Linked DNA regions of Homo sapiens: region 2 is linked to region 1. Evidence: read pairs that join two places in POLR2A ChIA-PET (ENCODE). Cell type or tissue: PC-9. All regions are shown on one strand.

Region 1 (4,000 bases):
TTTTTCTTTTTTTTTTTTTTTTTTTTGAGATGGAGTCTCACTCTGTTGCCCAGGCTGGAGTGCAGTGGGGCGATCTCGGCTCACTGCAACCTCCGCCTCCTGGGTTCAAGCAATTCTCCTGCCTCACCCTCCCAAGTAGCTGGGACTACAGGCATGTGCCACCACGCTCAGCTAATTTTTGTATTTTTAGTAGAGATGGGGTTTCGCCATATTGGCCAGGCTGGTCTCGAACTCCTGACCTTGTGATCCACCCACCTTGGCCTCCCAAAGTGCTGGGATTACAGGCATGAGCCACCGCGCCCGGCCAATTTTTTAGTGTATATACCTAGAGGTGGAATTGCTGGATCAAACAGTAATTCCACATTTAGTTTTTTGAGGAACCACCACACTGTTTTTCACAGCAGCTGCACCATTTTACGTTCCCGCCAGGAATGCACGAGTGTTTCAGTTTCTCCACATCCATGCCAATACTTGTGTTTTCTGTTTTTCAATAGCCATCCTAATGGGTTTGAAGTAGTAATTCATTGTGTGCATGCATTTTTAAAGAATTAGGATCATAACACAAACACACACATACACATAATTTTACATCTTACTTTTTCCTTTTTTTTTGTTCCACTCCGTCACTCAGGCTGGAGTGCAGTGGCTCAATCTCGACTCACTGCAACCTCTGTCTCCTAGGTTCAAGCAATTCTCATGCCTCAGCATCCCAAGTAGCTGGAACTACATGTGTGTGCCACCACGTCCAGCTAATTTTTGCGTTTTAGTGGAGACGGGGTTTCACCATGTTGGTCAGGCTAGTCTCGAACTCCTGACCTCAGGTGATCCATCCACCTCAGCCTCCCAAATACTGGGATTACAGGCGTAAGCCACCACGCCTGACCTTACTTTTTTCTTAATATTACACCATGAACCATTTTTCCATGCCCTTAAAGTCATGTCATGTTTTAAAAAGAGTAAAAGATTCATCCCCACTTTATAGTTTTTTGAAAGAGTTAAAAAAGGATAGGGGAGGATTATTTCCTCTTCAGTTTTCTGAAACATTTCTGTTCAAGGTTAAAATGTACTGTGTTGATATTTTTTTTAAGCGTTGACCAAGAGTATCATTTTTCACATCCGTAATGAATCTCCATAGTACTGTCTTCTGTAGATATTCATGTTCTTCATGTAGCTTGTTTTATGTCCTGTCGCTATTAAAGGATGTCTCTATAAAGTAGAGATCAGTTGAACTGTTTGTAAAAAGTCATGTTTAGGCCAGGAGTTGTGGCTCATACCTGTAATCCCAGCACTTTGGGAGGTCAAAGTGGGTGCATCGCTTGAAGTTAGGAGTTCGAGACCAGCCTGGCCAACATGATGAAACCCCCATCTCTACTAAATATACAAAACTTAGCCAGGCATGGTGGCGAGCACCTGTAATTCCAGCTACTCAGGAGGCTAAGGCAGGAGAATTGCTTGAACCCAGGAGGCAGAGGTTGCAGTGAGCCGGGATTGTGCCATTGCACTCCAGCCTGGGTGACAGAGCGAGACTCCCTCTCAAAAATAAATAAATAAATAAAATCCTTGAGTAGGAGAAGTTTTTTTTAAAAAAGTCACTAAATCTAAATCTATAAAAGCAAAAAGGATTGAAAGGGGTTAGAATTATAATTGAGACAAAATTGTACATTAAATTAATAAAAGGACTGTTGGGGTTCTGCTAAAACACATGGCTTGATATATTGCATGGTTTGAGGTTAGGAGGAGTTAGGCATATGTTTTGGGAGAGGGGTACTTAATTATAAAATATTGCCTTCTATTCAGCAGACCTTCCCCACCCTCCTTTAACTTATTCAGGCTAGCCAACGGACCTTCCTCCTGAGAGGCTTGTTGGTTCTGATTCTATTCAGTTTTACCCCTAATTTAGAATTTGATTTTATTATGATTTGGTGTCATTTTACCAAGGGGACATAAGAAAATAGTTCCATAGACTTTTTTGTGCTGCTAATAGTTGGTGAAGTCTGGATACCCTCCCAGGCTTTAACACCCACAGCTTAAAAGCCGTCCTCATCTTCTGCACTTTCTTCTCATGAGGAAGGGGAAGAGGACATGTTGTTTTGACCTGACTAAAGGGTCAAGCCCACTGTGTTTCCAGTACTTTCAGGTTTGTATTATATTACCTCTCTCAGCCAGAAGCTGAAGCCTGGTGCTAGAGAGTGCATTAGTAGTTGGGAATCAGGTCAGTCCTCTATTGGAATGCACACACAGTGACTCACCGGGCATTTATAAACTATAGTGTTATGAAGTCATATCTCACATGGAGAGCTAGGTTGTAAAGTCATCATGTAAGATAAAAATAGAAAATCACTTACAGTCAATTATCCTTGATCCTTTTTACAGGTAAACCCCAGATGAAAAAGTTGGCTTGCATTTATATCTTGTATGAAAAACATCTGTCAGTAAACATTAGAATTGCACTCTACACAATGAGATTTCAAACTGTGGGATTACCTCTCCCCCCTCACAGTTTCCCTGGGACATGTGCTTCTTGAGTAGAGTCCAAACTAAATTGAACTCACTGTATTTTTTCTATTCTTTTACTGCCTATTTAATTGCAGAATGAAATAACAATTTTAATTTCTCCTTTCCTCCCTCCCTCATCAATTAATGATAGCTGAATCCACATGAGTTATATGTCTGACATACTGACATTCCATACCCTTGATTTGAGGCTAGGCCTGTCCTGACCCTAAGTATTTGACAATTGGGATTGCTATGTTTTCAGCCTGTTTTTCTCTTGTCCACTGCTATAAACTTTGGTTTCCTATAAGAAGTAGTGATTTCTGGGTGACTTGTGCTCAGTCTGCAAATCTGTATTTTTTTTTTTTTTTTTATAATTTAACTTTTGGGTTACATGCAGTTTTGTTACATGGGTATACATGTGCCATGGTGGTTTGCTGCACCCATCAACCCGTCACCTACATTAGGTATTTATCCTAATGTTATCCCTCCCCTAGCCCCCCACAGGCCCCAGTGTGTGATGTTCCCCTCCCTGTGTCCATGTGTTCTCATTCTTCAATTCCCATTTATGAGTGAGAACATGTGGTGTTTGGTTTTCTGATCTTGTGATAGTTTGCTGAGAATGACGGTTTCCAGCTTCATCCATGTCCCTGCAAAGTACATGAACTCATCCTTTTTTATGGCTGCATAGTATTCCATGGTGTATATGTGCCACATTTTCTTAATCCAGTCTATCATTGATGGACATTTGGGTTGGTTCCAAGTCTTTGCTATTGTGAATAGTGCCAAAGTAAACACACGTGTGCATGTGTCTTTATCGTAGAATGATTTATAATCTTTTGGATATATGCCCAGTAATGGGATGGCTGGGTCAAATGGTATTCCTAGTTCTAGATCCTTGAGGAATCGCCACACTGTCTTCCACAATGGTTGAACTAATTTACACTCCCACCAACAGTGTAAAAGCGTTCCTATTTTTCCACACCCTCTCCAGCATCTGTTGTTTCCTGACTTTTTAATGATCGCCATTGTAACTGGCGTGAGATAGTATCTCACTGTGGTTTTGATTTGCATTTCTCCAATGACCAGTGATGATGAGCATTTTTTCATATGTCTGCTGGCTGTATAAATGTCTTCTTTTGAGAAGTGTCTGTTCATATCATTTGCCCATTTTTTGATGGGGTTGTTTGCTTTTTTCTTGTAAATATGTTTAAGTTCTTTGTAGATTCTGGATATTAGTCCTTTGTCAGATGGATAGATTGCAAAAATTTTCTCCCATTCTGTAGGTTGCCTTTTCACTCTGATGATAGTTTCTTTTGCTGTGCAGAAGCTCTTTAATTAGATCCCATTTGTCAATTTTGGCTTTTGTTGCCATTGCTTTTGCTGTTTTAGACATGAAGTCTTTGCCTATGTCTATGTCCTGAGTGGTATTGCCCAGGTTTTCTTCTAGGATTTTTATGGTCCTAGGTCTTACATTTAAGTCTTTGATCCACCTTGAGTTGATCTT
Region 2 (4,000 bases), 150 kb after region 1:
GAAGAAATTATTTCTTAGACCACAGCAGTCTTGATTGACATTTGAAATTATTTTACACCTCCAAATTCTGTGATTCTAAATAATAAAATGTTTTCACTCTGTCCAACCACCATGTTTAAATACACTGTAAAATCTAAAGACCTCTTTCATATTACAGTAAGCCAGGCTATAATTTTTGATATACATAAACCGCCATGCTCCTGTTTTCTCTCTTTATATTCAAAGCTGAACATATGCTTGTCGGAACTTTCTGCCTCCTTTTTCTCTCCCCCAAAACCCAAGGATTAGGTGGATTTTTAAAATTTTCGACCAGCCTGGCCAACGTGGTGAAATCCCATCTCCACTAAAAATAGAAAAATTAGCTGGATTTGTTGGCGCACATTTATAATCCCACCTATTCGGGAGGCTGAGACAGGAGAATTGCATGAACCCAGGAGGCGGAGGTTTCAGGGACCGAAGATCACACCACTGTACTCCAGCCTGGGCGACAGAGCAAGAGTCCGTCTCAAAAAGAAAAACAAAAAATTAGCTGGGCATGGTGGCATACACCTGTAGTCCCAGCTACTTGGGAGACTGAGGTGGGAGGATCACTTGAGCCCAGACGGTCAAGGCTACAGAGAGCTATGTGATTGCACCACTGTACTCTAGCCTGGGCAATAGAGCAAGACTGTCTCAAAAAACAAACAAAAACAAAACAATTTCTTCCCTTCTCATCAGAAGGATGAAGCCAATCTCTATGAAATGGTAGACTCCTAATGAGAACATTACCCAGTATTGAATATTATGGTATAAAATATTATTACTATTGTCATAATCAGAAAAGGCTAATGTAATATAATACTTAAATTTATTTTTATTTTCAGATTTTCCTATCAAAAGCACTGCTTCCCAATTTAATTCATCTTCTCAAAGTTTTGAAAGCATCATCAGATTTAAAAAAAAATTAGTGTAAAAAAACGTCTGTAGATCTCACTGACTCATTGCTATAGCTAAGGTCTCATTAATTGTAACAGTGAATGCCATCAATTCTTGGCCCCTGATAGCTCAGCCCCTGACACCCTCCCGTGTCTCCCATTATGAGAAGTCCAATAGGGTGTGCTCCCCACATGCACTGAGCCCTACTTCAGCTCTGTGGGCTGGGCAGACTCTGCTGGACTCTGCTGCCTGTCCTTCTAGGGGCACCAGAGTCTGTCTCAGGGCTCCAGTGAGTGCTGCCCTGTTCCTCAGCCACTGCTGCCTCTCCACTTGGTGGATTGCCAATACACCAGGTTCCCAAGGAGCCAAAGTTGTCCCCCTTCTGTTTCTGTTACACTCTGTTAGAGCAGTCCTAAAATGATGCCACTGGTGCCTTGGTATTTTGCAGAGATTTGGGGAAGTAGCCATTTGGGTTTTTTTAAACTACTGGCTTCCTGATCTCTGTGAGTCACACATGAAGAACACCAAAGTGAGGAGAGAGGCAGAGACATCTGGGCCAAGAACCGGCACCATTCCTACTCAGGACTGCCCCTCTCTTATGACAACCAAGATTTCATCCTAAGAACATCTCTCCCTCATTTTTTTTAACTTTTAAGTTCAGAGGTACATGTGCAGGTTAGTTACGTAGGTAAACGTGTCATGGGGGTGTGTGTACAGATTATTTCATCACCCAGGTATTACACCTAGTACCCATTGGATATTTTTCCTGATCTTCTCCCTCCTCCCACCCTCCACCCTTGATAGCCCCAGGATGTTTTGTTCCCCTATGTGTCCATGTGTTCTCATCATTTAGCTCCCACTTGTGAGGACAGTGGTATTCGGATTACTGTTCCTGCATTAGTTTGCTAAGGATAATGACCCCCAGCTCCATCCATGTCCCTGCAAAGATCTGGACAGAACAACCATTCAACCCAACAATGCCATTACTGGGTATATGCCTGAAGGAATATAAATCATTCTATTATAAAAACACAGGCACATGTATGTTCACTGCAGCACTATTCACAATAGCAACATGGAATCATCCTAAGTGTCCATCAGTGATAGACTGGATAAAGAAAATGTGGTATGTTTACACCATGGAATACGGTGCAGCCACAAAAAAGATCTCTTTTTTCTTGACATAAATGATCTAGGAGACTTCAGTCGCCCCCACCAGAGCTTTCCTTCAGGTCTCTGCACTAATTCACCCAACAAGCCTGAACTTCCTGCAGTGGGTACGTCCCACACGTAAGCTGAGATCCCTGCTAAGTGAAGATTTACTCTTGTTCTGATGAAAACCACTCCAGACCACAGGGGATTGAACTTGAGGTTGAGGGACTGTGGGTTGAAGACAGGAGGAAAGTGAAACCAGCAGTGAGGACTGGTGGGGGAGGGGAGGCTGGGAAGCTTCCCAGGAGGATGCTCGGCGGTGCGGTTCCTCTCTTCACTCAGGCTCTCATTCTCTCTGCAGAATGACATCTTCGAGTGGTCCAGGGACCACCGAGCCCACCACAAGTACTCAGAGACGGATGCTGACCCCCACAATGCCCGCCGGGGCTTCTTCTTCTCCCATATTGGGTGGCTGTTTGTTCGCAAGCATCGAGATGTTATTGAGAAGGGGAGAAAGCTTGACGTCACTGACCTGCTTGCTGATCCTGTGGTCCGGATCCAGAGAAAGTAAGTGAATGGGCATGACGGAGAGCTGTCCCTCAGGGGCCAGGACATAGAAACAGCACAATGAGGTGGACTCATAACCCCATAGCGTTCTTCTCAAGCATTTGCCCTAACAATTTTGCCATATTTATAAGATTTATCTCTATTTATTAATTTCCTTTTGCTCATTAAATTTTGCCCATTGGCACATTTGTTTTGAGTTATAAGTTTCATTTGTAATGGATTTCCTTTAAGCCCAGTGTCATTATCTTCAAACTAATCTTGCATGGCTGATTTCATGGAATCTGTTTCTGTGTTTCCCCACTGCCCCATTCATGATTCTCTGGAGTAGCAGAAGGGGGGCTGGCTTCATTTTAGTGACACACTTGACTCTACTTGACTCCAAAAGGACTGAACTCTCTCCAGGTATCCTACTGTGTCCTGAAATTCTCTTGTAGTGAAACCTCTGCCCTGCCCATCACTCATGGAAACGTTACACTAGTAGGTTTCTGTGCAGAGAAAATGAGACCATTCAACAGAAGGCCTCAAAGCACTCATATGCCCTGATGGTGTCGGCTGAGCATACCCAGTCGGCCAGCATTTGCAGGATGAAACTGCTTTCTATAAGCACATGAAGAAAGAGTGCCTACAATTGTGCTGGCAAGTAGAGAGCGACCTTTGTTCTTGGGTTGGTCTGGGTCTGCAAAATTTGGCTGTGATGAGCTTGTAGCACCTAAAGCAATAGATTTATGTGCAAAGATGGGCAACATATGGACCATGCTCCAGTTAGAGCCTTGAGACAGCATGTTGAATAAGTGGTTACTAGTGACCATCTCCACTGATGGGTAGGAGTCATCTGAGGACTTACCTAAACAGAATCTCCTTTTCAGACTGAAAATGGACATGGAGGCTATGCCTTTGTTCAACACAAGAATCTTTGCATGAAAGGAAGGATGGCTTAGGACTGTGCTCTTTCCCCCCAAAGCCTCTCCTTTTACGCTGAGGGGAGCAGTAGAGCATAGTGAGAAACTGGCAGACCCTGGAGACAGACTGCTGGAATCAAAGTCTCTGACTCCTCCACTTACTAGCAAATGAATCAACCACTCTAAGTCTCAGCTTCATCTATAAAATGGGAGTAACAGTAATACCTATCTCCTACAGCTTTTATGAAGATATTTTTAAAATGCATGGAAAATGCCTGGCACATAGTAAGAGCTTCGTGAATGTCAGCCATTATTATTATTACACAGGCAGTTGATAGACTAGAGAATTCTCTGTTTCCATCACTGCTTTCTGTTGGTTTCACTGTAGGGTTTTCTCTGTACATCTCAATACAGCTCTTTTAGGTGAAAACACCCGGTATCAATTCAGCTCTTTTAGGTGAAAATAC

Evidence for each region. Peaks named below come from ENCODE experiments on the same cell type or tissue, not always from the same donor. Only the 100,000 strongest peaks of a DNase experiment are listed, where the experiment ranks them.
Region 2: POLR2A ChIA-PET joins it to region 1 with 5 read pairs; 2 of 35 experiments call an interaction of 5 or more read pairs at or near these places.

The regions. Positions count from the first base shown.
Region 1 is chr4:82,832,399-82,836,398 of GRCh38, reverse strand. All of the region lies in intron 22 of SEC31A (SEC31 homolog A, COPII component), which reads left to right. Among named protein-coding and RNA genes, the nearest start is that of SCD5, 36 kb to the right of the region's middle. In PC-9, no CTCF peak of the experiment used is centred here; a DNase peak (open chromatin) is centred at 2,228; H3K27ac peaks cover 1,705 bases.
Region 2 is chr4:82,679,341-82,683,340 of GRCh38, reverse strand. SCD5 (stearoyl-CoA desaturase 5) reads left to right here. Exons shown (of 5, transcript NM_001037582.3): 3 at 2,429-2,634. Among named protein-coding and RNA genes, the nearest start is that of LINC00575, 60 kb to the right of the region's middle. In PC-9, no CTCF peak of the experiment used is centred here; no DNase peak of the experiment used is centred here.